Regions from separate parts of the Homo sapiens genome. Here region 2 is linked to region 1. Evidence: read pairs that join two places in POLR2A ChIA-PET (ENCODE). Cell type or tissue: K562. All regions are shown on one strand. Links, peaks and the distances in the headings refer to the core of each region. The heading gives the core; the rest is flanking DNA. Region 1 overlaps TANC1 (tetratricopeptide repeat, ankyrin repeat and coiled-coil containing 1). Region 2 overlaps BAZ2B (bromodomain adjacent to zinc finger domain 2B).

Region 1 (4,401 bases), core at 132-4,131:
TCCTCACCAGCCTGTTTTACAAGCCACTGTTAGGTCTTCCAAAGCAGGAAGCCAAGGTATCTCATCTTCATCTCCGCCCAACTAGGGTCATGGTGCTCTTGAATACTTTACTCTGTGAAACACTTACAATGCCCAAAAGCTGCCATTCCCAGGCTACACCTTATAAAAACAGGCATGCTCTTCAGATGGAAAAGGCACACCCCTACTCCAGCAATCACAGAACCACAACTGAGTCATAGATAACCTGCTCTGTGAAGAGGCAGTGGAACCTGCACACCCTGTATTGATTTAAAAGGAAGCTCTTCCCCTTTCTGTCCCCACCACTCCTGCCTCTTCAAAGACCTGTGGCTACAGTCTGCCTGGAGAGGAAATTCTTGCGTCTTTTCCTTCTCCTCCCTACCACACCTCCAGCGTGTCCCTTGGCAACAGGTTCTAATTCTGCATGTCACGGAAGGAGAACAGAGGAACGCTGTCAACAGCAGTGCCTCCCTCTCATCCCTCTACAGCCCTTGCAACCTGCAGGAAAACACAGTGGGAGGCATGGTCTCCAGAGCTGAGGTCTTCTGGATGAGAGGGACTTACCAGCCACTTCCTAATTCCTTCTGCTTTCACCTACAGTTGCCACTTTTCATGCTCAGCCGAGTTATGGGAAAATGTTGGCTTGAGCAGAGGAAAAACACAGCTTCAATGTCATGAAATGTGCTAACTCTGTCATCATGGCAGAGGTTACAACACAGACATTGAAAGGTTTGACAAAGCCCATGTGGAATGGGGATCCTGCATAGCTTCTTTATAAACTGAACGTTCCCTCTCCCGATGCAACTCGACACTGGCAACACTTCTCTTTCCTTAATTTCTCATTTCCAGCACCATGCTAGGAACCTAGTAGATAGCTGGATTAATGAGACCCCTGTTTACATCTGGAGAGAAAATTAAATAACAAAACAAGAACAAATACACTGAAGGGGAATATTGAGACACTATGGGGAACATGTAAGAGGGGTCTAATCAGTCAGCTACTGGGTAGGGCTGTATGAGATTAAGTATTAAGAACCTCCTGCAGTTTAATATTTCATTGACAACACAAAAAACCAAACCAGCACCATTTCTTTCCTCTGCTTAGAATACCTTAAAAATTGTGGCACTGTATCTCAATGAGAGAGAAAGAGAAATAAACGAATGGGTGGCTCTCAGTTATTAAAAGTTTGGGCCGGGCACAGCGGCTCATGCCTGTAATCACAGTACTTTGGGAGGCCAAGGTGGGAGGAATTCTTGAGGCCACAAATTTGAGACCAGCCTGGGTAACACAGTGAAATATGTTAAAAAATTTTTTAATGAGCTAAGTGTGGTGGCACATGCCTGTAGTCCCAACTACCCGGGAACCTGAGGTGGGAGGATTGCATTAGCCCAGAAGTTTGGCTGCAGTGAGCTACAATTGCACCACTGCACTCCAGCCTGGGCAACAGAGCAAAACCCTGTCTCAAGAAAAGTTTGTAACTGTCAAAGCAAAAAAAAAAAAAAAAAAAAATTTGGTTATAATCAAAGGCATGTAATGCCAATGGCCAGGATGTTCAAAAGAAAAAGCCTGTCAAAACAGTGCTGCACTGGCCACATCCTTGAAGATAAACTATCTGCAGGAGACAAAATTTCAGAAGAACCGAGAATACTGTGAAGAAAGTCATCTGCTTATCTCAGAATAAATACCAAAGATCCATCTATGGTGGACAGCTCAGAAGAGATAGGGCATAAGAACAGAAGTAACGCTGGGAAAAATTAGCTGAACTAGACTAAACAGCAGCTGGGGAAGCAGGGTAAGATGAGAATGGGGAATTAGCAGAACAAGCTCACTGGAAGGCCTTCAAGCTGAGTGAAAAGAATATAAATTTGCTACACAAAACTCAGCCCACCATTTATATGAAATGTTCAGAATAAGCTACAGAGACAGAAAGATTAATAGATTACTGGTTGACTAGGACTGGGGAGCTTGGAGTAGGAAATAGAGTGTGCCTTCTAATGGTCACAAGGTTTCTTTTGGGGATAATGAAAATGTTCTAAAATCAGATAGTGGTGACAGTTGCACAACTTTTAAAATATACTAAAAACCGTCAAATGGTTCAAATGAGTGAATACTATGGTATGTGAATTTCATCTTAATAAAGAATGAAGGTAAAATAAAACAAAAATCCATTAAAGATTCTGATTCAATTGAAAATTATGGCAAGAAGCCGCCTTCCTTAAGCTGAGGGGCCCCTCTAGAAGCTATAGTGAGGTCTACACCAAAGAGCCCACAACCCAATCCCAGGAATCTCACAGACCTTCTGGGGCAATCTCCAAAGTGAAAACTGGATGAACCTGCTGCCTGGTTTTCCAAATTACACTTGAAATAAACTGCAGGTGACTAAAGAAAATAAGGAGCTCAAAGGTCGTTCATTCCATTTGATTACATATTAATGTGGAAGTGGCACTCAGTCCACAATAAAGCATAAACTATCCCTCAAAGACACGTGCATAACTCAGCAAAAGGGGAGTTAAATCTTTCAGAAGAGCTCTGCGTGAAACTGCAATATAATCTTGGAACAGAGGAAGGTCTGAACAATCCCCTCCAGGGGTCCCACCCATCTGTTACCTGAAAGGCACCAAGCTGGAGACCTGAGTCACACAGACACTGGAGCCCAGCTGCAGAAACATAAATGCAGTCTGTCTGGGATGGCATATAAAAATAAAGACTCTTAAATTCCATGGATGATTCTAATACAAACCTGGGACTGAAAACTACTGGATTAATCAAAATCCTTAATGATCTAGAGAAAGAAAGTGTGCAAAAAGGTAAATTCAATGTTGCTCAAGTCACCGGGCAAATCGGCGTAAGAGTCCGGACTGGAACCCAAGTCTCCTGACTCCTAGGCTTCAGGACAACCACACTTATTACGTGGGTGTAGGGGCTCAGGGAGGTCATCCTTAGAAAATTCTGGCCTCAAAACGCAGTCAGATCCCATGATAAGAAACCCTAGAAAACATACGCCTGAGCTATCATCAGGAAAATAAGTGACCTTGAGATTGGGATAAGACGACGTCTTAATATGCAGGAATTTCATTGCTCTGCTGTGTGCCCCAGTGGGACCTGATGCCCAACAAATGGAACTGAATATAGAAGAGCAATGATTTTTGTTTCACAGGCCAGATCTGATCTGGAATTCCTTTTTTTTTTTTTTTTAACAAATGAGCTGACTGTTATAAAGTAAACATCAAGGAATGTAAAAGCCAATGCTCCACTCTCTCAGCTACACATGGAGTCAGTGCTGCCTGCAAAGAACAGAGCAGGCGCTGGCAGACTGACCTTCACAGACCATGCTAAAACCCTCTGAGGAAGTGCCTGGTGAATGCTCTGGTTGATGAGATTCGAGCCATTATGTTACCGAGCAGTGTGCTTCTTACCTATAATTCCACTGTCCTTGCTTTCCAGGGTGGAACTAGGGCTGCTAATGGTCTCACAGGGACTTTTGTTGGCTGCCGTCTTGCTGACACAGCTATTCAAGGTTGAGCAGGGGCTATCGGTGCTAGGAGATGCGGTGCTGCTTGTTAGTGTGGAGCAAGGACTGATGCCTTGACTCAGAGCTGTGCACTGCAAGATGAATGGAAGGAGGAGTTAGCACGGCTTACACAGGATGCTTCGACACATGCTTTTGTTTTTGTGCTAAAACAATAAAACTAAGAACAGGAAAACGGAAGTTTTAAAAAAAAAATCTAAAGAGATATGTGTGTATAGATATGGATTCATGGAGCTTTATCTATATAAATGTATATGTGGTCTTCCAAATTTTGAGAAAGCAGTATCTTTGTTCGGTTCCCCTCCTTTGTGATTTTCCTTTTTATTAAAAGGTCAGTCTTAGCAATAATTTAGTGAGGATGCACATTTGTACAACAGAAATGGCAAACAGGCAGACTTCCTTTCATTTGAAGTCTGCAGAAGACAAATGGGTTATTTGACCTCTGTACGGAAGACCTGGGAGCTCTGTTTTTGTGATGTTTCACGAACACTGCAACCTGATTCAATTCCTCAAGATTTATGGGCTCTGCAATCAGGGGAAGGAGACTGGTGACCACTCAGTCTCAATCAATGCATGACACCCTCCCTTGCAGTGCAGAGACCTTCACCAGGGTAGAAGCTCCATCCTGCATTGCTATTCAGATGCACACATCACATCTGGGAGGTGGCAGGGTGCATGCTGCTGCTCCCTTGGAGGGGAAGTGCTTTCCTGATAGATGGACCATTTGATCTCATCTTATTTTGTCTCTGCCTCATCTCCTATAAATCTTTTCCTCACCCCACTGACCCTCCAAAATCTCAACAGCTAAAAAGGCACAGGAAAGCGTATACCAAAGCAACCAGATGAGAAGAAC
Region 2 (4,401 bases), core at 117-4,116, 220 kb before region 1:
AGTTGTGTTGAGACCTATGGGAGTTTAACCTCACAAGTTGGCCTGTGAGAGGTTCTGTGGACAATTAAACTCTGACATATAGGGACATATAATGATGCTGTTTTTTGGTTGGGGAACTGTGACTGGGATAGATTCTGTGTTCTTAGTTGTTGTTGCTGCTACTACCTTTCTGTCTATTCTTCCAAGGTTTTTTTAATGTCTGAAAATTTTAAGTACTATTAGCCAAAACTCCTTTAAATAAAACTTTAGGAGACATTTTATTTCTTTTTGCATCATAGGAAGAGTCTTAAAAATTGCAGTTAGAATATTTGGCTGATACATGGCATTTTCAAATATTTGATATCTATTTTGAATATTTATTGATTGAACTGTATTTTTGCATGAACAGATTATCAGACATTTGTCCTGCTGATCAGAAGATCATTTTAGAATCTATATATAAATATTCACATAAAAGTCAAGATTTAAGAGTTGTTGAGCTAGTTATCTTTTGAGTTTTCTTTTAATTCCAAATAGAATTCATGTTACTGTTAGCACAAATAATGTGCCTAAATACCTTTGTAACTGGGTTCCCTAAGTTTGGGTAAGGAGCGGATGAATGAGAGATAATGGTACAACTATGGGAGTCTTTTTTTCACTTTTTTTTTCATTGGGTAGTAGCCATACTGGTCAGAAATATATATTTGTGTGTGGTTGGTGACAGTGTGGCTTTTTATAAATGCTTATAGGAAGTAAACATCAAAAACAAGTTGTTATTTTTCTTTAATCTGGGCTGTACCTGCATCTTCTTATTAAAGTAGGAACACTGTTGGTTACTTTCAGATCTGTTCTTACTTAGTCCTCACAAAACCTTCATGTAGTAGGTAACATTATCACCAAATTTACAGATGAATAGACTTACAAAGGTTAAGTAATTTGCCTATGTCTAGTAGTGCAGATAAGATCCAAAGAAACCCGTGTACCTTCTGTTCATGCTTTCCCTCTAAAACCTACAATTTGGAGATAGTTCTTCTGTTGTCATTTTCTGGAATGACAAATTTCACACAATTACTTACAAACCTTCTATTTATGAAATTAGGACTATGCATGTTAGGAATTATTTTTATTCTAAAAACTCAATGTGTTCAAGTATATCAAGTATATAGTATAACTAATCTTCTTCCCTTCAAAAATAACTCCTTCAGTTGATAGTATCAGTATTTTTCCAGTCTCCTAGATTTAAAACCTTAACATCATAATTTATTTATTCCATCATCTCCCTTGCCCCTCTGTGCCACATATTCATGAGCTGGCAAGACTTAACAGCTCTATAACTATGTGATATCTCTTACATCCATTTGCTTTTTTCCATCTTTATTTCTTTTATGCTAGTAAGAACCATATCCCTCCTTCTCTAATCTGTTAGCTAGTTTTACCAATTTTAATCCTTTCTCTGCTCCACACCATCTTACAACTATTGCCAGAACAACCTTTGGAAAGCATAGTTCTGATATTTAACCCACCCTCAAAGGATCATTTTGTTAATTGCCAAGCATTTACAGCTCTTCAAAATCTAGCCTTAAACTCATCTTGCCTCATCTCCTACCTTACCTCTTTATGCACCTCTCATGTCAAGACATGTCAGACTCTTTTCTCTGCTGGATGCATTTCTAACCATTCTTTAGTAGCTAATTAAAACATGACTTCTTCATAAAGCCTCCCTTGGTATACATTTCCACTAAAAGTAGTCTTACTCTGCCTTGAACTTCACAGGTTTTAATCACTACCTCTCTTTGAGACCCTTATACTTTCCTGCTTTGGGGGAGTTTATTGTGTGTGTGTGGTTTGCTATGTTTTGTTTTGTTTCTTCTGGGGATAGGGTCTGCAGGCTGGAGTGCAGTGGCATGATCATAGCTCACTGCAGCCTTGAACTTCTGGGCTTAACCAATCCTCCTGTGTCAGCCTCCCAAGTAGCTGGGACTGCAGGAACAAGCCACTAAGCTAATTTTATTTTTCGTAGATACTGGGTCTGACTATGATGTCCAGGCTGGTCTCAAATTCCTGGCCTCAAATGATCCTGCCACCTCAGCATCCTAAAGTGCTGGGATTACAGACATGAGCTACCATACCTAGGTTTTTGTGTTTTTTTTAAACATAATGTTTTATGTATCTCTCTACCAGATTATTAGTTTATAGAAAAGAACTGAGTCTTAATACCTTTCCGCAGTGCCTATAGGAGACTTTCATTAAATATTTACTGATTGAATAAATAAATCTTAAAACAGATAAATGACACTGTATTTTCTTATGTATAGGATGAAGGTGACCAAGCAGCAAGTGTTGAAGAGCTGGAAAAACAGATTGAAAAACTGAGTAAAGTAAGCACTTTTCTGATTAACATTTAACTTCTTCACAGTGTTTTAGAAATCTACATTGTAAGGGGATTAGTTTTTCTGACTGCTAAGCAAAAATAGGCTTTTGGTGAGTAATTAAAAATGAAGATTCTGAATAGCATTTTTGTCAGAAAAAAAAATAAGATGAGGAACACTAGAAACATTCTTACAATTGAACTTTACAAGCTTAATGCCAAGGTTAAAAGCCTGCCTCTTAAAACGTGATATTGAACTTAATCAGAGCCTAGAAAGAAAATATTCTATACTCTTCAGCTCTTCATATAAATACAAAATGTCAATTAAGGCATAGTTTTATTTCTTGGAATTAATTACTAAAAAATTCAGTTGAATTTCATAGTAACAGTTTCAGCATCTTAGGTTTTATTTTACATTTGTATATTTGTGGGTTTTATTTGCATTGGATTTGTAAACTGTGGATGTATTTACATACATCTTGTTAAAAATTCCATTTCAGAAGTGGTTTACGCCTGTAATCCCAGCACTTTGGGAGGCTGAGGTGAGAGGATCGTTTGAGCCCAGGAGTTTGAGAAAAGCCTGGGCAATATGGCGAGACCCTGTCTCTAAAAAAAAAAAAAAAAGAAAAAAAAACTAAGAAAAACTGAATTTCATAGCATTAGTGAAATTTAAGATGAGCTTTTTATAAGAACAAAAATGAGTTTTCAAAGGTATTACGAGATGCCTGTGTATGGTATTAATATTAGATTCTTCACAGACCTATCCCAAAACTTAATTATATGTTGTCTAGGTTTACAACATGAGTGTAAACATAGGCAAATACAGGTTTAGCCAATTACATATATATTATTTGTTTTTTGTTTTGCTTTGCTTTTTGAAACAGAGTCTTGCTCTGGCACCTAGGCTGGAGTGCAATGGCGTGGTCACTGCAGCCTTGACCTCCCAGGCTCAAGCGATCCTCCCACCTCAGCCTCCCTGGTGGTGGAACTACAGGCATGTGCCACCGTGCCCAGCTGATTTTTCATATTTTTTGTAGAGATGGGGTCTCACTATGTTGCCAAGGCTGGTCTCTAATTCCTGGGTTCAAATGACCCACCCGCCTCAGCCTCCCAGAGTGCTGGGATTACAGGCATGAGCCACTGTGCCTGGCCATATTATATGTATTATTTGTTATATACTGTAAGCAATAGAATTGAATTGAACCAGTTTGCTTTGGCTCCATAAAATACTTGATCCCATTGTTTATTATCAAGTAAAAGGATAAGTTTTATTTTATCAGGTAGCTTATCCTTTTACTCCATGGCAACAAAAATAATTATCCTTAAAATGATTTCTATCTTTATAAATGTTACTGAAATTGAAGTCAGGCATGAATATTTAGACCTTTTGCTCTTTTCCCAGTAGTGAAATTTATGTGCTTAAAGGTACAATAAGTATAAAGTTACATATATATTAATTTTTAAAGCATTTAACATCCCAAACCTAATTATATGTACCATTTTTTTAACAGCAACAGAGTCAGTACAGAAGGAAGCTCTTTGATGCGTCTCACTCATTGCGTTCAGTGATGTTTGGCCAAGATCGTTACAGACGCCGGTACTGGATTCTTCCCCAATGTGGGGGGATTTTTGTAGAAGGCATGGAGAGTGGTGAAGGTTAGAACTCATAATCCGATACAAATTGTTAAATAAGAAACTATATATTTTAAAACTCTGTTACTTCTTCAATATATTTTGTGTTCCCATAATCAATGTTTGGTAAACATGTAAAACCTTAATTCTCATTCCTTTTGCACTCATAATGCCCCTTCACTGATACACACTTCCTCCTAGCCCTTGATATTCTTTTGCTACTCTTTCTGACATCAGACATAAGCTGTTCTTTCTTTCTTTGGTGGACAGAGACTTGTATTTCCATCTATATTACCTTTTATAGCTGCTGCTCCATTTCTCTTTCTTCCCATTGTCAAACTTCCCAATAAGTGGTTTATTCTTTTACAATAAGCATACATCCTGACAGTAACCCCCTGCAGGTAACTTGCTTAAATCTAAGA

The links. Peaks named below come from ENCODE experiments on the same cell type or tissue, not always from the same donor. Only the 100,000 strongest peaks of a DNase experiment are listed, where the experiment ranks them.
Region 2: POLR2A ChIA-PET joins it to region 1 with 8 read pairs; 4 of 35 experiments call an interaction of 5 or more read pairs at or near these places.

Annotation. Positions count from the first base shown.
Region 1 is chr2:159,149,591-159,153,991 of GRCh38, reverse strand. TANC1 (tetratricopeptide repeat, ankyrin repeat and coiled-coil containing 1) reads right to left here. Exons shown (of 27, transcript NM_033394.3): 7 at 3,436-3,622. Among named protein-coding and RNA genes, the nearest start is that of MIR6888, 35 kb to the left of the region's middle. In K562, for the core only: no CTCF peak of the experiment used is centred there; a DNase peak (open chromatin) is centred at 1,671; H3K27me3 peaks cover 1,562 bases.
Region 2 is chr2:159,372,647-159,377,047 of GRCh38, reverse strand. It overlaps BAZ2B (bromodomain adjacent to zinc finger domain 2B), which reads left to right. Exons shown (of 37, transcript NM_013450.4): 26 at 2,295-2,357; 27 at 3,859-4,003. Among named protein-coding and RNA genes, the nearest start is that of WDSUB1, 88 kb to the right of the region's middle. In K562, for the core only: no CTCF peak of the experiment used is centred there; no DNase peak of the experiment used is centred there.